5 separate regions of the Mus musculus genome follow, and all the other regions are linked to region 1. Evidence: chromatin loops called from intact Hi-C (ENCODE). Cell type or tissue: heart. All regions are shown on one strand.

Region 1 (5,000 bases):
TACATGCATATATGTCCATAAGACTGTATTTGAAGAGCCGGGCAGTGGTGGCTCATGCCTTTAATCCCAGCACTCCGGAGGCAGAGGCAGGTGGATTTCTGAGTTCGAGGCCAGCCTGGTCTACAGAGTAAGTTCCAGGACAGCCAGGGCTACACAGAGAAACCCTGTCTCGAAAAAAAAAAAAAAAAAAAAAGAAACGATTTGAAGAATAACAATGGGTTATGAGAGAAATGAGTGAGGGCCAGGTCATCCAAGCCCATGACTGAGGTGAGAAACTGTCAGAGGATCTGCTTATAGTTCTGTTCAAAATTTTGATGAGATGCGAGCTAAGTCGGTCTTTGCTGCGGAGGCGGCTTCCTCCCCTTTGCACCGTTCCCACAGACTACAAAGACCAGCGTGCTTTGCGGGCAGAGCTTGACCGGAGCGGCCCTCTAGGGCGTCACTTCCGCTGCGCAACCTGGTTAAACGAGCGTGGCGGTAGAGGGGCATCGCGTGGAGGTTGCGGCGCGTGGATAATAGGGTGTGAGGGACTCCGGATCGGCGTCTCGGGGTTAGCTCTACACAGTTGGCCGAGGGGAGGGCGGTGGGGGGAGACTGTGAGGACCTGTGTCCACTGCTCCCACGGGGAGGGGTCTCAGCCCTGCTAGGCTCTCCAGCCCTGCGGTAGGAAGGGTGGGAAAAGAAGTGTTTGTTTGTTTTTTCAACCTTTGCACTGTTATTTTTAGCCAAAGCAATACCTGTTGTGAGCTGCTTCGTATGAAGGAGCCCTGGGGTTGTAGAGATGAATTACAGCGGACCCAAAATATCGAAACGTTCGACAACTGCGTGAATGACGTGATGTAGTTTGGACCGCTTCGTCCCCTTGTTTTGTAGTTCTAATGTGTACCTCGAATTTAATGGCAGATGGCTACCTTCATAAAATAAACTTCTGTGATGCCTATCAGGAACTAACAGGATTCTGGGATTCCTTCTAGAAATACAAGACTTCTCTGCGTTAGACTTGAAAGTTACAATCTCTGTCAGCCCCTGCCAGAATAGTCATTACCATTTACTGCAAAATGTGCCTGCATTTTGCAGAAGTCTTAGAAATACCTTGCCAAAACATCGCATCAGAGCTCAGAAAAAAAACAAACTAACAAAAAAAACAATTCTGTTGTTTATTCTACAAATGCTCTGCCATCTCTAGCCATCGCGTGAGCTCATCTACGGAGCTTTTTATATAATCGACTGAAGTCGAGCTATATCCAGTGAGCGCTAACAGCCAAGAGTGAGAGAATTTCTTCTGCCAACTGTAGGCCTCTTTCAGATCTGATCTGCATAATGTTCTGTTAGGTTGTATGGAAGTGGCTTGGTGTGCCCGTTACATTGCTTCTCTTCTGCCACCAATACAAATTTCCCAGATCACCAAATGTTGTATCTTCTGAATGCTAATCACAGTATATAGACATTTGCCTTTTTAAGTATTTATAAGAGATGTTAAATACTAGCTAGGTGGCACGTGCCTTTAATCCTAGCACAAAGGAGGCAGAGGCAGGTGATCTCTGTGCGTTCCAGGGCACCCAGGTCTACAGAGCAAGTCCTAGGACAGCCAGGACTGTTACACAGAAAAGCCCTGTCTAGAAAAAAAAATGTTAAATACTATTAGTCATGTTTTAACAGATGTGAAAACTAATTACCCAGGAATCACACAGTTCATCTGTATTAAAACTGAGATTGAAACCTAGAAAGTATAACTCCATGCCCACACCCTTAAACACAGCTGCTGTGAGAGCTTTCAGTGAGAGACTTTGGAAATTTGCTGGAGTGAGGTAGATTAGAAACGGAGGAAAAGAACATTTGTCTCAAAAGAAACCTTGTAAGGTGCTAACATGCCCAAAGCAAGCTGAAATCTGAGAGGACAGTGTAAAACATAGAATGGCCACATTCATTAACTTATCATTTGTGTTGATCTTGAAGAAATAGCTTGTCTTCTGGGCTTCACTCTTTTTTTGTTGTTTTTTGTTTTGTTTTGTTTGTTGAGACAGGGTTTCTCTGTGTAGCCCTGGCTGTCCTGGAACTCACTTTGTAGACCAGGCTGGCCTCGAACTCAGAAATCCACCTGCCTCTGCCTCCCCAGTGCTGGGATTAAAGGCGTGCACCACCACGCCCGGCCCCTGGGCTTCACTCTTCATTAAAGATGGGAAGGGAGGGAGGTTAATAAGAAAAAAAAAAAAAAAAAACAACCTTAGTCTGAGCACCGTGGGGCTTCACTAGAGATGGCTGGAGTGTTGGAGTGAGGTTCTATCTTACTACGCTGTTTCTCCTTTCTGTTCTGATAGATTTGGCTTTCTATAGTGGCCTCAGCTCCAGCTCCACCTATGTGGACCGCGGATGAGATCGCTCAGCTGTGCTATGCACACTATAACGTCAGACTGCCCAAGCAGGGGAAGCCTGAGCCAAATCGTGAGTGGACCTTGCTGGCAGCTGTGGTGAAGATTCAGGCTTCAGCTAACCAAGCTTGTGACATCCCTGAGAAGGAAGTGCAAGGTGAGAGCCCCTTTCTTTCTCCCTGTCAGCAACCATTGCAACTTACTGGGTTATGGGAACTATGTTAGGTGTTTTCCCCATTTTGCCCACCAGGTGGCGCAGTACTTCTGGTGGCGACAAACCACCCCAAGGGAACTGCAGTCCCGTTGACTCCATCTGTGAGAATCCTCCAGAGAACGGAGGAATGTGGACTTATTAAACCGAAACACTAGGAAGTGTTCAGCCTCTGAGAGTCCACTCGCTTAATTAATGCTTTGTTTGTTTTGTTTTGTTTTTTCCTCTCAGTGACAAAGGAAGTTGTCTCAATGGGAACAGGAACAAAATGCATAGGCCAGTCCAAGATGCGAGAGAGCGGTAAGCAAAGACTGGGCTCTAAACAGTAGTCTCTGTGCTAAGTCCATACTGACCTTGTCAAGGAAATGGGGCCATGCTGCTTAGAGTGGCTGACCCTTCATTCACCACTGACTGTCCTCAGGATCCGAAGACCGTTCTTTGGCTTCGTTTTGTTGTTGTTGTTTTTTTGCGACAGGGATTCTCTGTGTAGCCCTGGCTGTCCTGGAACTCTATAGACCAGGCTGGCCTCGAACCCACGGAGATCATCCGCCTGCCTCTGCTTCCCTAGCACTGGAATTAAAGGTATGCACCGCCACCCAGCTGACCATTCATTTTCTTAAAAAATGAGAATCCAGAGCTGAACATGAACATGGTGGTGCATCCCTGTCAACCCCACACTAGACGCTGTGGCAAAGACGTTCAAGACCAGCATAGTAAATTCTCTGCCTCAAGAGAAAAGAAGGAAAAGAAATCCAAATCGGGGCGGAAATCCCCAGGCTTGTGCTTCTGAAAGGCAGTCAGCGCTCTCAGGTTTGAACCAAAGGTTCCTGAGTTCAGTCATCCCACGCTACATCTGGAAGGCAGTCGGGCTTAGTAGGGAGAAGGGGCAGCCTTGGAGCTTCGGAAGCCGGCAAGCAACCATGAACAGGCCTTCGGCATCAGCAAGAATGCTGACGTCCCTTCCGTCCTCCTAGCCGTCACTCCTGTATTCCAGGACAGTGTCACGTCCGCTGTGGAAATGTGTCACCGTGAGCATGACTATGATGCCGTGGTATAAGAGATCTCCATCCCTGAGTTGCAGACGCAAGATTTCTGTAACCGGGTGGCACAAGCCTGTAATCTCAGTGGCTTAGGAAGCTGAGGCAGGGGGAGGATCTAAATTTCAAGGCCTGTTTGGGCCACAGGTGGAGTTGAAGAAGAACTTAACCAGCTTAGTGAAACCCCCAAGTCACAAAAATAAATAAATAGAGTAAGTGTCAGGGTTGGTGGTGCATGGTTGTAAGCCCAGCACTTGGGAAGCCAAGACTGGTGGATTTCTATGGCGTTCTGATGAGCTCCAGGCCAGCTAGAGCTTCAAGGTGAGACCCTGCCTGTCACCGAGCCTCAAGGTAAGCTTGATTCCCTGAGCCCACACGGTAGAAGAAGGAGGCTTTGAATCGTCCGCTGATGTCACCATGCATCTTGTGTCACATGCACACACACCATGGCACATATATACAAAATAAATAAAAGTACAATAAGATAGATATCTTTTAAAAATTGAGAGAATCTGGGGCAGTAGCTCAGGGGCAGTGCACTTGCCTGGCTGCGTAAGACCCTAGATTCAATCTTGAAGCACTTAAAAAATCATTTCTCTAAATCAGTGGTTCTCGACTAGAGGTACTTTGTTTTGCTTATACTTAGTATTTTGAGATAAGATCTTACTATATAGGCCAGGCGTATCTATAAAATGCTATGTCATTCAGACTGGCCTGGAACTCATGGTGTTCCTGCCTAAACCTTGGGTTACATATACTACTGTGGACCTGGCAGTCACTGGCAATTTTGTATTCAAGGTGTCTTTGGCATTGTCCAGAGTATTTTGGTCATCATCACATGGGCAGGGGTATTCTTGACATCTTGTGGCTAAACGATTTTGTATATTTTTGCTGGCTTGTTTGTTTGTTTGAGACAAAGTCTCTCTGTGTCGCCCTGGCAGGCCTAGAACTCCCTGTATAAACCAGGCTGACCTCACACTCACAGAGATCCACCAGCCTCTGCCTCTCAAATGCTAGGATTAAAGACATGCCCCACCACGCCCACTTCTTCCTATATCCTGTAGGCTTTCCCCCTATCCAAAGTGTCTTATGGTCCCATATATTGAGAAACACAAGCTCAGTGCCCTCCAAGGGTAACATGGTCATCCTGAGTGCTGGCGTGGGGGCCTGCTGGATGTTCTTCCAGGCTCTCGATGCCACGTCTTCATTACAATATATGTCCTGTCTTTGCCACAGGGGACATCCTCAATGACAGCCATGCTGAGATCATAGCCAGAAGGAGTTTCCAGAGGTAAAGCTACACTCCCCAAATAGTCTCGGTCTTGGAACGGGGTTTGCATTTCTAGGAAGCTGGCGCTAATGCAGATCATGTCTCGCAGAACT
Region 2 (5,000 bases), 49 kb after region 1:
TCCAGAGACTACCCCACCCAGTGATCCATCCCATAATCAGTTACCAAACCCAGACACTATTGCATATGCCAGAAAGATTTTGCGGAAAGGACCCTGATATAGCTTCAGTGAGGCTATGCCAGTGCCTAGCAAATACAGAAGTGGATGCTGCTCACAGTCATCTATAGGATGGAACATAGGGGCCCCAATGGAGGAGCCAGAGAAAGTACCCAAGGAGCTGAAGGGGGTCTGCAACCCTATAGGTGGAACAACAAAATGAACTAACCAGTACCCCCAGAGCTTGTGTCTCTAGCTGCATATGTAGCAGAAGATGGCTTAGTTGGCCATCATTGGAAAGAGAGGCCCCTTGGTCTTGCAAACTTTATATGCCTCAGTACAGGGGAACGCCAGGGCCAAGAAGTGTGAGTGGGTGGGTAGGGGAGCAGGGCATGGGGGGAGGTATAAGGAACTTTCCGGATAACATTTGAAATGTAAATAAAGAAAATATCTAATTAAAAAAAGGAGGAAATAAACTATCTTGAAAAACCAAAAGAGAGAAAGAGGGAGGGATAGGGAAAGAGAGGAAGGGAGGGAGGGAGGGAGGGAAGGAAAGAAGGAAGGAAGGAAGGAAAAGGAAAGGAAGAAGTTGTACTAAGAACACCTCCTATGGTTTGAGTTTTATAAGCGGCGAATGGATTTCCAAGCCACAGGCCCAGCTAGCAAACACTTCTTACCTGGACTGTGGGACTGTCTTGTCCACAAACAGGAAGATGGCCTTCTCGGAGGGAAGCTGGATCCTTTTCCTGATGATCCACATGAACTGAGCCACAGTGATGTCCGAGGGGACCAAGTACTTCCTCTTGTCTATGTCAACAATCTGAGAGCCCGAGACTTTTTCCACGATCACCTGGGAAAGACGGGTCAGAAGCTCAGGCCAGTCCTCCACAGAGCAACTTTTGCCTGGAATCCACAAAGGCTGCTACCTGGTTCCCAGCACTGTGAGAGGGACGGCGAGGGAGAGCGAGCTCCAGCACTTACCCACAGGGCTTGATTGCTCCAGTCTGATGAGCAGAGTGTGGACAAGGCAGTGTGTGGGAAACGGCACAGATGAGTAAATCAATATGCCCACAGCTCAAGAAGCCCCGCTCTGGAGGCCCAGAGCTGACTGATATTCCTCATTTCTGATCTCAGCGTTTGTAAGAGAAGCACAGCTACAAAGCTTTCTATCTTCTTCCAGAGACAGGGTCTCTCTGTTAGTCCCAGATGTCCTGGAACTGTAGACCAGGCTGTCCCCAAACTCTGAGATCAGCTGCCTCTGACCCCTGAATGTTGGGACTGAAGGCACGTGCCACCCCACTGCAAGGGTAGCTCTCTAACATTTTATCTAGGCCGATGAAAAGATTGATCTGGCTAGGGTTTCATCTGTCATCTTTTGATCCATAGATAGACCCTGTTAGAGCATTCCAATCCCCAACAACACTGGAAAGAAATGGATGAACTAAGGGCAAAGCTATACAACTACAGCCACCCAAGAGCCGACATTTTCATTTGGCCTGTTGCTTCTCTCTGAACAGTTAACATTTATCCTCCTGCTTCTCAAAGGGACTGTTTACAAGCAAAGCACTACAATAGTAAGACTTTATGTCCTTCAAAAATCAATAGTGATATCAGAAACGATCGCCCCAACTAGGGCAGAAAGCAGAAATAAAGCAACATACTTATTGATTAGAGGCAAAACGAGAGCATTTCAGATTTGTTAGTCAAACAAGGATGGCAGAATCAGGGTAAAGAGAAACTCGAAGTTAAAGGTCCAGCGTTAAAGATGACTACCTTGAAAGGATGCTACCGTATCCAACCCCAAATGCCAGTCTCCCTCCACCATCATTCCCCAAAGTGGCAGTGACCTGTTGCCCTGTCCTAGAACACGGTTCCTTACATAATTGGTGAGGGAGCCGAGAGGCTGCAAGCAGCTTGCTGCCCTAGATCGGGAGATTCAGCACTGGTGCCCCTGGACAGCACCAGCCCCTTAAGCCCCAAGCTTGGGCCGGCGGAACCCCAGGCTGTCCTCGGTCTCTGGGCTACACCTTGAGACCTTAAGTTCTCAACTGTTGCACGGCCTAGCGCGCCCGCCCGACACCTCTCCTAGACGCTAAGGGTGACAGCGGGGTGAGGGGGCGGGGAGTCCACACTCACCGGAACTCGGTCGGGGTACTTCGCTCTGATCTTCGCGGATTCCACGCATCTGTGTTCTGGGGAAGAAGAAAACCAGGCTGACATTCGCACTTGCCGGACAGCAGGGCCGCCGCTGCCGGAACCCCTTCTTCCTGTCCGCCCTTCTCCGCCCGCAACCTGCCTGCGTGCGTACGCCCCGAGTCCTAGCCCCGGAGTCCCTCGCCACAGATCCCCTCAGGAACTCCCAGCGAGATCCACGTAGGGCGACACGGGTCCGTGGGAGGCGCCAGGATGCCGGGGCCTTGGCGACCCAGCGGGCCCGGCAGGGCGGCGGGAGTGGGGGAGGGGCCGCGATCTGGGGCCCCGCAGGCCGACCGCGCTTACCCAGAGAGTGGTCCTCCTTAAACATCCACTTCATGGCGACGGGAAGCGACGGAGCCGGCTCTTCGAGCCGCGGACTTCGGCGAAGCGACCACAACAACAACGGAGGCGGCGGCGGCAGCGACGACTACTCCACAGGCGGGACTTCCGGCTGCCGGAGCCTAGCAACCTCCCGGGGCGGGGCTTCCGGCGGGCCTGGTAAGAGCTTCAGTAGGCTACGATTACGTGAGAGGGCGGAGCCTAAGCGGAGACCTAGGAGCGCTCCTGGGAATGGAGACTGACGTAGGTGGCTGGGAAGTCTGTGAGTGACAGTGGAGACTTTAGGAATTAGTGACTGGAATGGAGTTTCAGGATTGTGCATGACAGGCAGGTCATGGCTCATAGCTTGGAACGCTTGTAAAGGGCTCTGGAAGGGGAAGTCTGGGGCTTAAGGAGAAATGAATATTAATTTTTGGCTGGGTGAGAAGGCGGGAGCTCGGCATGGAGGGATAACCTGTTCCAAGCGCTGTGTGCAACGAGTACTGGTGACCACCTAGAGGTCTAGTATAGGAGTTGTTGCACCTAAAATTTGATTTAAACAAATCTCACTTCCCACTCACGAATACATATTTTAAACATTCATGAACACTTATGAACAAGTACCACACATACTCATTTAGTCAACGGAATATCCCTGATCACAGAGATTCTTTATCGGAAACTGTCAGAGGCGAAGTGCCAGTGTCAGGCGGGGAGGATTCCTGGGAGAGCTGGTCATAAGACACCCTAGGAGAAGGAGCTGGCAGTGGGAGTGGCTCGGCACTAACCCTGAGCTGTGGGTGTCACCTGCCCTAGGCACAAGCCTCGAGGTTCCACCCCTGTCCAAGTCGTAGCATAGTCATCCAGGAAGTCGGCTCTGGGTCACCATCTGTTTATGCACTGGTGAACACAGAACATGAATATGCAGTTAATCGGCCACCTGACCACGTGCTTATATGATCTGCCGCATCTGTAGAGCCAGTGTTTGAACCTTGTCATCAATCATTCCCTACAGTTGAAATTCCTGATAGATGCTGTGGCTATAACTTCATTCTGAAAGTATTTGTTATTTTCCACTGGGGGGAGGGGAGAGACTCAGTTCCCAGCAGGTAAAAACGCTTGGTGCCAAGCCTGCCAGACGGAGTTCAATCCTGAGGACCCAAGTGATGGAGGACAACCTGTTTACAAAGGTTATCTTCTGGCCTCAAGGCATTCACTGTGGCAAGCCTCCATACACATACACACCCAGATGCAGGGAAGATAATGAAAATCTTAAGGAAAAAAAAATTTAATTTAAAGAACTTTTAAAACTTTGTGTTAGCTGGGTGTGGTGGCCCATGCCTTTAATCCCAGTACTTGGCAGGCAGGTGGATTTCTGAGTTCAAGGCCAGCCTAGTCTACAGAGTGAGTTCCCAGACAGCCAGGGCTACACAGAGAAACCCTGTCTGGAAAAAAAAAAAAAAAAAAGACTGTGTCTGAGCAACTAGGTGTTTGTCTTCTGCAAAACAAAAAATGCATTGAGTGTTATGTTGCAGACATAACACAGTGCTGTTCTGGAGACTGGGAGAAATCCATGGAGCAAAACAAACAACACCCCTGCTGTAGCAGAGCTTTTGTGCCTTGGGAACAGAAACTAAATGTCAGGTGATGACAGGTGACATTTAGAAAAGTAAAACAGTGGATGACAAGAACATGAAGCACTGCTGGGGTGGAGGGCTACTACAGAAATTGTCAACTGCCAGGAACACAGGGGACCCCAAGTGGCTAAAGAAATGAGAAGGAGTGGGACGAGATAAGGGTCAGAAAGATCTGGAACAAACCGGTGTTTTGAGTTGCACAACTGTGACTTTTACCATCAGGTAACAAGAGCTTTTAAGAAGATCTGTAATGCATTCAAGCATTTTTTTTTTTTTCAAGATAGGGCTTCTCAATTTAGTCCTGGCTGTCCAGGAAATCACTCTGCAGGGCAAGATAACCTAGAACTCAGAGATCTGCCTGCCTCTGCCTCCTGAGCTCCCGGAACTAAAGAACTTTGCCGACACGCCCAACTCATTCAGACATTTTTTTTAAACGATCAGGTTAACCTGGGAGTGTAGTTCAGAGATGGAGCACACCCAGGCCTGGATTTAATCCCCAATGTAAGAAAGAGAGAGACGGGAAAGAAATCACTAGCTGGAGATTTAGCTTAGCCAGTAGAGGACAGCATGCCTGAAGCCTTGGGTTCAATCCCTAGAAACACATAAACCAGCCTGGAGGTTTATACCTGAAATCTCAGTTGTTTGTTTGTTTGTTTGTTTCTTTTGTTTTTTTGGGGTTTTTTTTTTTTGGTTTTTTTTTTTTTTTTTTTTTTTTTTTTTTTTTTTTTTTTGGTTTTTCGAGACAGGGTTTCTCTGTGTAGCCCTGGCTGTCCTGGAACTCACTTTGTAGACCAGGCTGGCCTGGAACTCAGA
Region 3 (5,000 bases), 56 kb after region 1:
CCTGGAGAAACTGTTGACTGACTGAGCTGGTTTGGTTACACTATCCCAGTCCAAGACCTGTGTCTATCCCTTAAAAGCATGTAAGAGCTAAGTACACTTCCTAGGGAGAAACCCACTGTTCATCACCCAATAGGCAGGCACGTCCCACGACAACTATGATGAGGAGCAATGTCTTTCTGTCTTATTTGCTCAGATGGTACCTTTTTTTCTTTTGGTTCATCCTTCATTAAAGCATCCATGTGTTGGTCATTGCATTTAGCTTTCTCAAATATTCTAAGGCACTGGATGCCTTCTACATGGGGGCAGCAAACGGAGGAGGTGAGTGGAGCAGTAGGAGGTAGATCAACCATCATGGCAGACCATTAAGTCAGGCAGGATGGACTTAGGATGATGGAGACAGAGGCAGACATGGACAGTGTAAGACAGCCAGGGGCCAGCACAAAGCCAAGGAAAGAAAATACAGGCTCAAGGAAAGAACTAGGAAGTGACTAGGCAAAAGAAATGCTGGCCAGTCTTGAGGCAGGAGTGCTAACCTGACCCAAGACTCCAAGGAGGAGCTCCTGTGGTGGATACAAAAAGAACTAAGGGTTCCATTCCGTTTTGTTTGTTTGTTTGTTTGTTTGTTTGTTTGTTTGTTTGTTTTTACTGTTGGTGGTGATGCTGTTTGGATGTTTTCTTTAATTTTGTTTATGACCAAGGTCTCGTGTGTGTATCCCAGGACAATATAGCCAAGACTGGACTTGAATTCCTATGCTTGTGGTTTATACATTCATGTATGTGGATGCCTGTGCCCACGTGTATAGATGTGATGGTCACAGTAGGATATCAGGGGTCTCTCCCTACCACACATCATTTATTCCTCTGAGACAGGGTTTCTTATTGAATCTGGAGCTAGTCTAGCAGTCACCAAAAGCCCCAGCCATCCTGAAATTACAGGCACACACATCCTGATCTGGCTTTTTCCTGAGCTCCTGTTTATGCTGCCAGTGTTCTTTCCTACTGAACCAGCCTGGCTTGGATGGTTGTGCTAGTTTCATGTAGCCCAGGCTGGCCTCAGGCTTGCTTTGTAGCCAAGCTTGGCCTTAAACACCTGATCCTCCTGTCTCAGCCTTCAAAACACTAGGATTTCAGGTATGAACCCCCTACTCCCATCTGAAATACATAGTTGGAAGGAAATGACTTTATCATCTTTTGAGGCAAACTTCAGGGACAGGAGAACACAATGTAGATTGGGTTGGTCTGGGACTCACAGAAATCCACCTCCCTCTGTCTCTGCTTCTGCCTCCCCAGTGCTGGGAATAAAGGTATACACCACCACACCCAGCTAAGGCTAAACCATTTTATACTTCTAAATTCGTAACAGTCACCTCCCTGTCTCACCGGTGACTTAGCGACAGTGTATGTTTCCTTCTGTCGACTCTTTGGAGGCAAACATTCTCTTACTCAGAGAACAACCACCACAAAGAATCTACATTACATTCAGCCATTCCAAAACGGTTATTTAAGCACAGTTTTTATTTTTTAATTTAAAAATACATTTATATTTCCTATTATTATTATTATTTATTTTTTGAGACAAGGTTTTTCATTGTAGCCTTGGCTGTCCTGGAAGTCACTCTGTAGACCAGGCTGGCCTAGAACTCAGAGATCTGACTGCCTCTGTCTCCTAAACACTGGGATCAAAGCTGTGTGCCAACACCTTTATTTTAACTACATGTGTTTGGGTGTTTTGCCTGCGTGTGTGTCTATGGACCATGTGTCTGCAGTGCCCACAGAAGCTGTTGGATCCCCTAGGACTGGAGTTACAGTTGGCTCTGAGCCCCTGTGTGGGTGCTGAAAGTCAAACCTTGATCCTCTGGAAAACCGGCCTCTCCAGCTTACTTACATGTTACACTACATTTACTTATTCATTATTTGTGCATAGATGCAGATGAGCACCATGACAGGCATGTAGAGGTCAGAGGACAGCCTTTCCAGAATTAAGATAGATGGTGGGAGCTGGAGAGATGACCCAATTGTTAAGAGCACCGATTGTTCTTGCAGAGGACCTGGAGAAAGGAGAATTGAGGGCCAGCACAGGCTACATAGTAAGACCCTACTTCCAAACAGGTAAAAATCTGTCTTCCATGTTAAGATATTGGTGTTAGTATTTACCTAAGTGATCAGCTAATGCTAACTTTGGGGAAGACAGTATCAGTGTTTATAGCTAACAAAGTACAACAGAAGGAGCCATTTAGTAAAATACCCTTTAACCTTTTTTTTTTTTTTTTTTTTTCCGAGACAGGGTTTCTCTGTGTAGCCCCGGCTGTTCTGAAACTCACTTTGTAGACCAGGCTGGCCTCAAACTCAGAAATCCGCCTGCCTCTGCCTCCTGAGTGCTGGGATTAAAGGCGTGCACCACTACGCCCGGCCTTTTATTTTTTGTTTTTGTTCTAACCTTTAAATAATCAGGGGGTTTGTTTCCTGTTTTCTATCTTTCCTGCTATGGGGCATAGTGAAAGCATTAACCTTGAAGACAAAAGTACCTGGTTCTAGGACGGTGGCCTTGTTATAGGAATGTCCCGACTTCAGTATGAACCTCAATGGAGTTTTTGCATTGAAACAAAGTCTCCAGTATCTCTGGCTGGTCTCAAACTCACAATGTAGCTAAAGATGACCTTGGACTTCTGATCCTTCTGTCTTCACCTGAAGAGTTGTTAGTGTTACAGATGTGGGCCAAGGTGCCTGGTTTAATGAAGTGCTGGAGATGAACTCAGGGCTTCCTGTATAGTAGGCTAGCCCTCTACCAACTAAGCTACATCAACCATCCTTATGTCATGAGTTAATAGATGATCTATGGGGTGATGTCAACATCTATGCACGTCTGATTTTGTACAATTGACACAGACTTTGGTGAGTGAAAATATCATTACAGTTGCTTTCTTTTTTTTTTTTTTAAGATTTATTTATTATATGTAAGTACACCACTGTAGCTGTCTTCAGACATTCCGGAAGAGGGCGTCAGATCTCATTATGGATGGTTGTGAGCCACCATGTGGTTGCTGGGATTTGACTCAGGACCTTTGGAAGAGCAGTCAGCGCTCTTACCGGCTGAGCCATCTCACCAGCCCATACAGTTGCCTTCTTGAAGAGACGCGCAGGCACAGCACTAACACAGGACCCTCCTCCTGCTAGCTCCACCCCCTTCTAGAGGCCTGCATGCCTGCTATTGGTTCCTCTGCCCGCCGTCGGTTGCCGTGGAGACTCGGCGCTGCGGCCCTGCGCTCATGGCGCTGTACCATCTCTTCTCTCACCCAATCGAGCGCGCTTACCGCGCGGGGCTCTGCTCCAAGGCCGCGCTCTTCCTGCTGTTGACCACCGCGCTCACCTACATCCCCCCGCTGCTGGTGGCCTTCCGGAGCCACGGTGAGCCTGCCCGGGCCTGGAGGGCCACACGGCGCGGCCGGCGGGCCCAGGCCGGCAATCCTAACCTGGCTCCCCCCAACCCGCCTTGTCTCCCGCAGGGTTTTGGCTGAAGCGGAGCAGCTACGAGGAGCAGCCGAACGTGCGCTTCCAGCACCAAGTGCTGCTCGTGGCTCTCCTGGGGCCGGAGCCTGAAGCCTTCCTCGCCTGGAGCACGTTCCCCACCTTCAACCGGCTGCAGGGGGCTCACCTGCGCGTCCCGCTCGTGTCGGTGCGTGGTTCCCGCCCGGATCCTGGGGGTGATAGGATGGAGTGAGATCCCAGTTTGGGTCATTTGACCGGGTGTGAGAGCAGAGTCTCGTGTATCCCAGGCTTGCCTTAAACTATATAGCCAAAGTCGTCTTTCAACAACTGATACTCGGCCTTCACCTTCCCAGTGCCGGGGATTCGCTATGCAACGCCCTGCTGGGGTATATGGGGTGCTGGGAATCAAACCCAAGGCTTTGTGCTTGCATGCAAGGACTTAACCACTGAGCCACTCTCAGTCCCACAGCTTGGATCTTAAGGAGCCACGAGGGTTGGAAACAAAAGTCCCTTTGGCCTGCGCATGCTTAACTTTCTAGATAGTTTTATTCAGTTTCTCCAGGTTTCCCTAGAAAGGCAGCCGTGCAGGCACTGTGTTTGCCGGACAACAAGAGTCCAGAGCCTGTTTCTGGTGCTGGTCATTTTCTGAATGGAAAGGTGGCTGAAGAAAAAACCCCTTTGAGGGCTTGTAGGCGGAGTTCTGTACACCCCAGTACGCTGCTGAGTTTGAACATCACCAAGCTGTAAAGACAGAAAGTACCAGTGTTTTTATGCAGACTTGATGCGGGGTAGGGCGGGGCAAGCGGTGATTGGTTGAATTCTCAGGTCCTGCTCTAGCCAAGCCACGCCTGTCTGGGTTAGGCTTCTCAACTCTTTGCCACACTGCAGCTGTCTCCTGTGTAAGGGAAACATTTTACTGGCTGCAGTTTAGTGTTTACTTTCGCATAAATCAAGTGCTTCCTTACGGTCATCCCTTGCCGTTCATATAATGACATGGGCAGAGTGATGACTTTAACTAGGTGTTTGTTAGTAAATATTTTGTTTCTAACCTCCACCTGAGGCAGGATTGCCCCCCCCCTTCCCTGACCTATACAGCAAGCTCAGGGCTATTCAGTCTCAAAAGCGTAGCGCTGGCATGTAAAGTCAAAAGACAACTTGGAGGGGTCAGTTCCCTCCTGTCACTGTCCCGGGAATCCAGCTTGGATTCCCAGGGTTGGCTGCAGGAGTCTTTACCTGCTGAGCTATCTCATTACCCATCCTTGATTTTTTTTTTTTTTAATTTGCTCCAATCGTTTTACTATTAAAATTAGTAAGTGAATAAACAAAGCTTTAACTAAATCCTACAGCTTTTTTATTCTTTTTGAGATGGGTTATTGCTATGTTGCCTGCCCAAGCTGTAAGCCCAGTTCAGCCAGCTACGAAGCTGGGACTACAGACGTGAGGCCCAGACTTAAGTCATGCACGTCTGAATGCCAGTGGAAGCGTTTTGTTGAAATTTCATGCACTTAGAGAAA
Region 4 (5,000 bases), 310 kb after region 1:
ACTGATGATTCCCTCAGTCAAATCGCCCTCTGCACACTTGGGACCAATCCCGCTTGGTCAGGGCATATAATCCTTTTAATGTACTATTGGATTCACTCAGCTGTGGTTTGCCGAAGATTTGTCTTCATTTGTATCTATGAGGAACGTTTGGTCCGTAATTGCCCTTTCGTGTGATGTAATATTGCTCTCCCCAATTCACTCTTGAACACCCAGTTTATGGGATGGTGCGGATTAATCTGAGGATTATCCTACCAGCTGAGCTTCATCTCTAGACGATGTGATGTGATGTGATGTGTGGATGCTCCTTCCAGAATATGCCGAATATAGAGAACAAAGGAGACTTTCTGATGTCGTTCTCTGACACTCTCCACTTTAATTTGTTTGAGACAGGACCTTCTCTCTGTGAATTGAAATTTGCTGTTTCAGAGAGTATGGTGGGCCGACGAGCTCGCTGGAGCCCCCTGTCCTCTAAAGCTGGGATTACAGGCATGTAGGGTCATACCTGCCTTTTAATTGGGTCCTGAAGATTTTAACTCCTGTTTCCCAGCGACCCCTGCTAGTTACCTCTGAGCAATCTTCCCCCTCTTGCTCCGGTGCACGTCTCAGGGGAGAGCAGGGTGCACAGCTCAGGAATGTGCAGTTTGAGGAGGGCTCCTACCGCGAGCACACAGGCTGCTAGCAGAAGTCCCGGAGCCGCCCTGTCTGTCTGCGGACTCTTCCTGAGGCAGCCACTGCGCTGATTTCCCACCACAGCGCCATTCCTGCAGCCTGTGGCAGCATCTGGGGTAGCGTGAATTAGAAAGCAGTGGGGAGGGCTGGCGAGATGATTCAGTGGGTCAGAGCACTGACTGCTTCTTCCAAAGGTCCTGAGTTCAATTCCCAGCAACCACATGGTGGCTCACAACCATCCGTAATGAGATCTGATGCCCTCTTCTGGGGTGTCTGAAGACAGCTACAGTGTGCTTACATATAATAAATAAGTTAACCTTGAGAGAGAGAGAGAGAGAGAGAGAGAGAGAGAGAGAGAGAGAGAGAGATCTCGGAGCATTTGCCATCTCAAATGTGTGTTGGGCGGGGTTGTTTTATTTTGTTTTGTTTTTGTTTTTGATATCGGATCTCGCTGGGTTGCCCAGGCTGGTCTCAGCCTCCCAGGGTCACTCTGTCTCAGCCCCTGAAAACTGGAACTACAGGTTTACAGGACGCCAGCCACCTGTTTTACCTCTGGGTAAACTGAATCTTTTCTGAAATCTGAGGAATGTACCTCCATTATTTCTTCAAATGGAGATTTATATCTCTTTAACTTTATACTCGGGCTACTTGGCCTGCAGTTATCTGAGTGCTGGCATCTGATCTTACACATCACTTGTCTTATTTTCTCTCTCTCTCTCTCTTGTTTCTAAGAGCATTCCTTACCCTGACCCAACTCACTAATTTCTCTGAAGCACTGATTTTATTATGAGCGGTCACCTATTATTGTTACTGCAATCACAACAGACTGTTTTTGTTGTTTGTCTGTTTTGAGACAGAATTTTACTCTGTAACTTAGGCTGGCCCTACACTCACTATGGAGTCCATTCTGTACTCAGAGTAATGGCAATCCTCCTGCTTCAGCCTCCTGAGTGCTGGGATTATAGGCATGTGCTACCTACCTACCATTCCCCTGACAATAACTCTAGTTTTGACACCTGGATTTTTTGTTTTGTTTTGTTTCTGTTTGGGACAGAGTATTATGGCTATTCTTGGTTGTCAACTTGGCTACATCTGGAATGAACTACAATGTAGAAATGGAGGGCAGGGCACACCTGTGAGAGATTTTCTGCTTCTCCATTCTAGTCTGGACCTTTGAGGAAGGAAGGCACACACCTCTCTCCGATCTGGATCTTGTTTGTTTGTTTGTTTGTTTTGTCTTTTGTTTTTTTAAGACAGAGTTTCTCTGTATAGCCCTGGCTGTCCTGGAACTCACTCTGTAGACCAGGGTGGCCTCGCACTCAGAAATCCTTCTGCCTCTGCCTCCCAAGTGCTGGGATTAAAGGCGTGCGCCACCACTTCCCAGCACCCTACTGGATTCTTTAATGGCTTTTATTACTTGATCACTAATATCTTTTGTTTACTAGGCTTATTTTTGCCTGTTTTGAATCTTGCCCACGTCCACCAATGTTCCTATTTCTAACAGAATCTGTAATCCCAATGAGTGGGCTTTCTTTTCAAGTATTTTCTCATTATAACTCTACTAGAGCAGAGGGAAGGGATCCAAGTCTCAGAATCAGGCAGATGGAAGTGGTGGGTGAGCCCGTGGAAGAGCCCCACAGGCCCGAGCACCAGGGAAACACTTCGTCTTTTCATGACATCCAGAGGAGACTTGGAGGAACAGGATGGGAATCAGGGGGTGTCCTTCCCATTGTCCCTGGCTCCTCACTTGCACCTGACCCCCGTATTCTGAGGACGAAGAAGCTGTTTGAGGTGGGCCTGGGGCCGGCACCTCCTACCCAAGGTGTCAGAGTGAGGAGAAACAGCAGGTTCAGGCCCTTTCCTTCCCATTTGATCTTCCCACAGCCCAGCCTCAGCCTCAGCCACTGGCCACAGCCCTGACCACAGCTCCTGGTTCAAATCGGCTTCCTCTCCATTGTCTCTGGGTCGTTCTGGGTGAGGCAGCCAGAGTTATACTAGCCCAGCCTGCTGGTAAGCATGGCTGGGATCCTTTCTGCATTTCTCAAAGTTCTTCACAATACTTTTTCTCTTCCCTGTAGAATATTAGATGTTTTGATGGTATGGCGTTGAGGCGAAGGCTGCCAGGACAACTTAGTCACTCAGGACATGAAACAGCCTTGGTTTGGGGTGGAATTTGTGAAAAGTAAAACAAAAGGTGAAAGGCCAAGCAGAGAAGAAGCAAGACTTGAAATAAGGCACCTCAAAGATCACAACCAGGCCAGGTGTAAGGTGTAATTAATATAAAACCAGAACAGCAAACACAAACCTAGGTCCATTTCTCTCCAGGCAAGGTCCTTCTGGCGGAGGCTGAACATAGCAGTTCTGAGATAGGGTTGCCACCTGGTGGTCAGTATTAAAACTGCAGTCATTTTCTAACCCAGTTCTGTACTTTATCAAAAAATAGGTGACCTGCAGGGCGGTGGTGGTGAATGCCTTTAATCCCAGCACTGGGGAGGCAGAGGCAGGTGGATTTCTGAGTTCGAGGCCAGCCTGGTCTACAAAGTGAGTTCCAAGACAGCCAGGGCTACACAGAGAAACCCTGTCTGGAAAAAACCAAAAGGAAAAAAAAAAATAAATAGGCGACCTAATTTTAAAAATGTATTTACTCCAATATACTCTAATATCATCATTTCAACATTAAACCATTTGAATTTTATTTTGAAATTATGAATTTGATAGTTTGCAAGAGAGTTCTTTGACCCTGAGTATAAGTTGTATCTCTAACACATCTATCTCTATTTACCTGATAACTTCTCATCAAATACACTTGCTCTGTACTTAACTATTACAAAACTTACACTTGGAAGGCAGAGTTGGGGTGGTTGTGGTGTCTCATGTATGGAATCCCAGCACTACAGAGGCTGAGAAGGGTGAGGGGAGTGGGGTTTAGTTGAGCCCAGATTACCCTGAGTTCAAGGGTAATCTGGGGCTGGAGAGATGGCTCAGAGCACTGTGCCCTTCCACCAGACCTGAGCACCCACATGGGGACTCACAACTGTCTGTAATTCTGGTTCCAGGAGACGTGGTGCCCTATTCTGAAGTCAAGGCCAGCCTGGGGTATGTAGGCTGGAGTTACAACATGAACCTGTCTCAAACCAGAAAAAAAACTCAAGGAAAAGAAAAAACAGACTCATATTCCCAAATTCATCCAAATATACATAACAACTAGGGAAAAAAATACCGGCTACCATGTGCACACCTGTAATCCCAGCACTTGAGAGGCAGGTGGAATTTTGTATGTTCGAGATCAGCCTGGTCTAAATAGTAAGTTCCAGGACAGCCAGGGCTAGAGAGAGATCCCGTCTCAAAAACAAAACAAAACAAAACAAAACAAAAACCAAACAAGCCAATTAGGGGCTGCTGTGACTGGCCTGCCTGTTTCCAGTCAGCCCATGTTAATCAGGCCTCGCTCTCATCCCCACTCAGGTGACCTTGCTTTCTACCAGCTGAAAATATATAAACCCAGCAGTCAAGCCTTATCCAGGAAGCGCCTGCGTTCACCCAGGGTACGATGTTACAACAGCGGCTCCTGTACAAGTACTGCAGGAGGTGGAGCTAGCTGTGTTTTGTGGGTGGCAGAGAGCCTTCCGCTGGCCATTCTTTTAAAGAGAATACAGCTGAAGGGCCTGGTCTTGGGCAAGGTCCCACCTCCCTCCTCTGCCGTCAGTGTACAGCAATTAGTTTGTGAGAACTCAAGGACCCTGGTCTCTCAGACTCAAACCCCCGACCATGTTGAAACCTACTTTGTTTCTCTTTGCCTGCCTGGGTTTCTGTTCCCTCCCTCCCTTCTCCAGCCTGGAGCTTAAGATTTCCCTGGTAAGTTTCCTGCAGGTCTCAGGCTACTTCCTTCAAAACTTCAACCACCATGGCTGCGAGTCTCTGGAGCAAAACTACTCAAGACTACGGTAAGGCGGGACTCGGGGCTTGCATGGCTGACTGTGTATGTGGCTCCAGGTGCCCTCCCTTTTTGTGGGGGAAGTGTTGGTAGCTTAAGGTGGCGCTGAGCTCGTCGGATCTTTCCACTGCTGAATCATGATAGGTTTTATTTTGTTTGCTTTGTTTTTCAGACAGGATCTCTGTCGTAGAACTCAGAATGGCTTCCTGCCTCAATTGCTCTTAAAGAGGACCCAGGGTCAGGTTCTTGGTGCCCACATGTCAGCTTACAACCATCTGTAACTTCAGTTCCAGGGGCTCTGGCGCCCTCTTCTGACGTGCAAGGGTACTGCATGCAAAAGGGGCACAGACTTACTTGCAGTCCACACACCCCCTACACATAAATTTTTTTAAAATTA
Region 5 (5,000 bases), 110 kb after region 1:
TTTTATTTATTTACTTGTGGGGCACGGAGTGTTGGGGAGACAAGTTTTGGGGGGTCCCAGGATTGAATTCAGGTTGTTGGGCTTGCATGGCAAGTACCTTTGCCCCCTGAGCCACTTCTCTGGCCCAATGGCACTTACTAGTTCTTTTCAGTGTTTACTCAAGGTCTTAACCATGTAACCTTGGAGCCCTGCAACTCCTGTGGAGACCAGACTCACCTGGCTTCGCTTCCCAAGGACTGGGATTAAGGGCCTGCCACTGCACCTGGTGGTATTTGCTAATTCTTAATTGCCTTCAGCTCAAATTTAATGTTTGCATAAGAAACCTCTTTTTATTTTATTTCGTGGGTATGTGTGAGTGCCTACATGTATGTATGCGCACCACCTGGTGACAGGTATGGAAAATCCTTTTGTTCAAACCTCATTTTATTATAGACCAGCTTGCAAACAGGTGACAATGAGTGATGTCCCTACATCAATGAGCGGTACCCTGTTCCCAGAGCCCCGTGTGCAAAGGCTGCCTCCCTTCACCTGGAATCATGCTAATATTGTCCTTGTTCGTGTCTAGGATAGTGATTCTCGACCTGTGGGTCTCCACCCCTTTGGGGGTTGTCTAAGGCCATTGGAAAACACATATATTTACAGTACAATTTGTAACAGGAGCAAAAAACACAGTTATGAAGTAGCAACAAAATAATTTTATGTTGGGGGGGCAACATAACGTGAGGAACTGGATGACAGTATTACAGCCATAGGAAGGGTGAGAATCACTGATCTAGGAGTTTGGCTAGTGAACAGCTCTAAATTCCTAGTATGTGACTGAAGAGAGTACTGGCAGCTCTTGCAGAGGACCTGGGTTCAACTCCCAGCTCAAGACCATCTGTCACTCTAGTTTCAGGGGAACCGATGTCCTCTTCTAGGCTCCATAGGAACTCCACACACATAGTACTCATTCGTGCAGGCAAAACACACACAGATAAAGTAATAAATAAACACATCGGGCTGGAGAGATGGCTCAGTGGTTAAGAGCACTGACTGCTCTTCCAAAGGTCCTGAGTTCAAATCCCAGCAACCACACGGTGGCTCACAACCATCTGTAATGAGATCTGACGCCCTCTTCTGGAGTGTCTGAAGACAGCTACAGTGTAGTTACATATAATAAATGAATAAATAAATCTTAAAAAAAAAGAAATAAACACATCTTTGGGGGTAAAAATGCAGGTCAGATGGCTCAGTAACTAAACCCATTTGCTGTCAAGTTTGGTGAACTGAGTTTAGTCTTCAGCACCCAGGTTGTGGAAGAAGATAACTAGTTCTTGAAAGTTGCCCTCTTGGGGGCTGGAGAGATGGCTCAGTGGTTAAAAGCACTAACTGCTCTTCCAGAGGTCCTGAGTTGGTGGCTCACAACCATCTGTAATGCGATCTGATGCCCTTTTCTGGGGTGGCTAAAGACAGCTATAGTGTCTTTAAATAAATAAATCTTTGGACCGGAGTGAGCAGGGCCAGAGAGAGAAGAAAGTGTCTGAAGACAGCTACAGTGTACTTACATATAATAAATAAATCTTTAAAAAGAATAAATAAATAAATAAATAAAGTTGTCCTCTGACAATCCTCCTAATGCCATGAACATGCACACAAGCATACACACACACACACACACACAAACAACCAAAACCCAAAGCAACACTTCATACACTCTATTGTGATGCAATTGATATACACCAGCTGCACGTTTTAATGTATAAAACTTGACTGGCAGCTGGGCTATGGTGGCACACTCCTTTAGTCCCAGTGCTAGGGAAGCAGAGGCAGGCAGATTTCTGAGTTCGAGGCCAGCCTGGTCTACAGAGTGATTTCCAGGACAGCCAGGGCTATACAGAGAAACCCTGTCTCAGAAAACAAAACAAAAAACAAAACAAAACAACAAAAAAAACAAAACAAAACCAACCAACCAAAAACAAAACAGAACCCAAATACCTCAGTGGGCTGTGCATTTGAGTATAGGAAGTCAAGCCAGCACATTCAGACTCCATTATACGTGAGCTCTTTCCCTATGGCTTCTGGATTTGGTGGTTTTCTCTGAAGTCTTTATCCTGTTCAAGATTATAAGCATGCCTTCATGCTTGCTTCCAGGGGGGTTTAATTTCCCACCAGCAGTCATAACGATATGGAAACATTCCTGGCCAGAATCAAGTGAGAGGCAGGGTTCCCCCACCCTTCCCAGGCAGGCCTCTGTCACACTGCCCTCTAGTGACTGACCTGGTCCTTAGCGTTAGCTTGAACTGGAATCTTCCTGGCCCACTCTTCTACCCCACAGAAGTGAATTAACAGGACCATTTGTTTGTTTGTTTTTTGAGACAAGGTGTCTCCATCTAGCCTTGGCTGTCCTGGCACTAGTTCCTTAGACTAGGCTGGCCTCCAACTTAAAGGTCCACCTGCCTTTGCCTCCTGAGTGCTGGAATTAAAGGTGTGCACCACCACCTCCAGGCTCTAACAATATTTTCTTCTTAAACACAGCCTCACTGTATATCCTCACTGACTATCCTGGAACTCAGCTGTGGATCAAATTGGCTTCGAACTCACAGAGATCTTTGGTCTTCCAAAGATCCTTATTTGGTCTTCCGAGTGCTGGGATTAAAGGCATGTGCCATCAAGTCTCACAAAATATATAGCACAGGCTGACATCCAACTTCTAATCCTTCTGCCTGTTTCTTCAGCATATCCTATGAGTGTGTGTCACCACAACTGACTCTTTATGATCTCTATGCCCAAATCAGATGGGCTGTCCTTACCCTTATAAGCTACTTGATTTAGCTTTAGGTACTACTATCTCCCCATGGAAGGTCTCTCTCTCTCTCTCTCTCTCTCTCTCTCTCTCTCTCTCTCTCTCTCTTCCTTCTTTTCATTTTCTCTATTCCAACTTTATCTTTGGGATGTGGGATGGAGAGATGACTCAGTGGTTAACAGCACAGACTACTTTTCCAGAGGAACTGGGTTTGATACCCAGCACCCACATGGTGGCTCACAGCTGTCTGTAACTCCAGTTCCAAGGGATCTGACACCTTCTGGGCTTCCAAGGGCACCATGTGGTACACAGACATATGGATAGGCAAAGCATTCATACATATAAAAAAGCTATTATTACTGTGTGCCTGCATATGTGTGTGCATGCGTGTGCAAGCACACTTAAATTTATTAGGTTTATTTATTACTATACATAAGTACACTGTAACTGACTTCAGACACACCAGAAGAGGGCATCAGATCTCATTATGGATGGTTGTGAGCCACCATGTGGTTGCTGGGATTTGAACTCAGGACCTTCGGAAGAGCAGTCAGTGCTCTTACCCGCTGAGCAATCTCATCAGCCCCATTTCCTAACTTAAAGTAAGTCAGGCTTTCTGCATAAGTACTGAACCAGTATATGATTTTATCATATCACGAAGGACCAAGGTTTTGTTGTTGTTGTTCTTGGTTTGGTTTGGTTTTTTGTTTTACCAGACAGGGTTGTTTTTGTTTTGTGTGTGTGTGTGTGTGTGCGCGTGCGCGCGCGCGCGCGTGTGTACATGCACGGCTAGTATTTTTCAGAGTGTATTTTTTTTTAAGTTTATTTTAAACTGTCACTGTCTTCAGACACACCAGAAATGGGCATCAGATCCCATTACAGATGGTTGTGAGCCACCATGTGGTTCTGGGAATTGAACTCAGATGTCTAGAAGAGCCATCTCTCCAGCCCAAGCTCTTGTTTTTTAATTTGATTCATAATTGATTCTGGCCGGGCGGTGGTGGTGCATGCCTTTAATCCCAGAATTTGGGAGGCAGAGGCAGGCGGATTTCTGAGGTCAGCCTGGTCTACAAAGTGAGTTCCAGGACAGCCAGTGTGGGGAGCGGGTGTGGCGGCAGTCCCAAAGGTGCCAGGGACTGCAGCTAAGTCATATGACTTGCACCTGACTTCCTCATATAAGACACAAACATCTTGAGTGCTGCGCAGGTGTACCAGGATACAGGTGAATCCAATTTGGTGGAGATTTGCCCCTGCTGCCCTGATTAGCTGAAGCCTCGTGACTGGCGAGGGGGCGTGGCCTGCGGTGCGTGGATGAGAGAGAGTATAAAAGGAGTGAGAGGCCCAGGGTTCGGGGGAGATATAAACAAGAAGAATCAGGACTGAATAAACTGCTGTTAGAAGGACTGGTGGTCGTGTCGTTCTTGCTGGTCGAGAGCGGACGCGACAAGCCAGGGCTACAGAGAAACCCTGTCTCGAAAAACCATAAAAACAAAAACCAAAAAAACATAGTTAATGCTGCATTTGAAAAAAAAATATATGTGTGAGGGGTAGGGGAGGTGAGAGGCATATATGTATAGGTGCTCTCAGAGGCCAGGAGAGGGTGACGGGTCCTCTGGGTTGTTGTGAGCTTCCTGGCAGGTCCTCTGGAGGAGCTGGAAGCACACTTAATCACTAAGCCACTTCTCCAGCCCCCTCCTCAACTTGAGACAGCTCAGGCTGGCTTTGCACTTACCAGTAATCTTCCTTTCTCTTCCCAGATTTGAGATTACAGGTGTGAGCTGTCATACCTTACACTCTTATGCTCTCAGAGCAGTTTCTGTTCCTTAGACTCTTCTTTTGTGCTTATAAAGATATGGAAGGGCTCCATGAATTTGTGTGTCACTCTTGAGCAGGGGCCGTACGAATCTCCACATCATTCCAGTTTTACCTATGTGTCATGCAAGAAGCCACTCCTTTCCTTTCATTCTTTCATTAAAAAAAAAAAAAAAGTAATAGAAGCCAGATATAGGGCTGGTGAGATGGCTCAGTGGGTAAGAGCACCCGACTGCTCTTCCGAAGGTCCGAAGTTCAAATCCCAACAACCACATGGTGGCTCACAACCATCTGTAATGAGATCTGACTCCCTCTTCTGGAGGGTCTGAAGACAGCTACAGTGTACTTACATGTAATAAATAAATAAATAAATAAATCTTTAAAAAAAAAAAAAGAAGCCAGACAT

The links. A loop is a pair of places that touch in the nucleus more often than their neighbours do. Peaks named below come from ENCODE experiments on the same cell type or tissue, not always from the same donor. Only the 100,000 strongest peaks of a DNase experiment are listed, where the experiment ranks them.
Region 2: a loop joins it to region 1, with 3 times the contacts of the local background. A loop is called at or near these places in 19 of 42 quality-filtered maps.
Region 3: a loop joins it to region 1, with 2.4 times the contacts of the local background. A loop is called at or near these places in 19 of 42 quality-filtered maps.
Region 4: a loop joins it to region 1, with 3 times the contacts of the local background. A loop is called at or near these places in 2 of 42 quality-filtered maps.
Region 5: a loop joins it to region 1, with 7 times the contacts of the local background. A loop is called at or near these places in 19 of 42 quality-filtered maps.

What each region holds. Positions count from the first base shown.
Region 1 is chr8:111,987,731-111,992,730 of GRCm38, reverse strand. It overlaps Adat1 (adenosine deaminase, tRNA-specific 1), which reads left to right and starts at 429. Exons shown (of 10, transcript NM_013925.5): 1 at 429-550; 2 at 2,319-2,526; 3 at 2,812-2,880; 4 at 4,854-4,908. The coding sequence starts at 2,358. In heart, CTCF peaks have their summits at 458 and 2,626 (motif pointing right); DNase peaks (open chromatin) are centred at 430 and 2,630; H3K4me3 peaks cover 1,297 bases; H3K27ac peaks cover 932 bases.
Region 2 is chr8:111,938,388-111,943,387 of GRCm38, reverse strand. Gabarapl2 (gamma-aminobutyric acid (GABA) A receptor-associated protein-like 2) reads right to left here and starts at 2,685. Exons shown (of 4, transcript NM_026693.5): 1 at 2,536-2,685; 2 at 2,173-2,228; 3 at 714-886. The coding sequence starts at 2,569. In heart, a CTCF peak has its summit at 3,045; DNase peaks (open chromatin) are centred at 2,067, 2,747 and 3,357; H3K4me3 peaks cover 2,311 bases; H3K27ac peaks cover 1,921 bases.
Region 3 is chr8:111,932,033-111,937,032 of GRCm38, reverse strand. Tmem231 (transmembrane protein 231) reads left to right here and starts at 3,220. Exons shown (of 7, transcript NM_001033321.2): 1 at 3,220-3,405; 2 at 3,504-3,673. The coding sequence starts at 3,267. In heart, a CTCF peak has its summit at 3,032 (motif pointing right); DNase peaks (open chromatin) are centred at 3,202 and 4,292; H3K4me3 peaks cover 1,726 bases; H3K27ac peaks cover 672 bases.
Region 4 is chr8:111,676,328-111,681,327 of GRCm38, reverse strand. No RefSeq gene overlaps it. Among named protein-coding and RNA genes, the nearest start is that of Mir7076, 11 kb to the left of the region's middle. In heart, CTCF peaks have their summits at 463, 3,044 (motif pointing left) and 4,916 (motif pointing left); no DNase peak of the experiment used is centred here; H3K4me3 peaks cover 400 bases.
Region 5 is chr8:111,879,036-111,884,035 of GRCm38, reverse strand. No RefSeq gene overlaps it. Among named protein-coding and RNA genes, the nearest start is that of Tmem170, 4.9 kb to the right of the region's middle. In heart, a CTCF peak has its summit at 2,247 (motif pointing left); no DNase peak of the experiment used is centred here.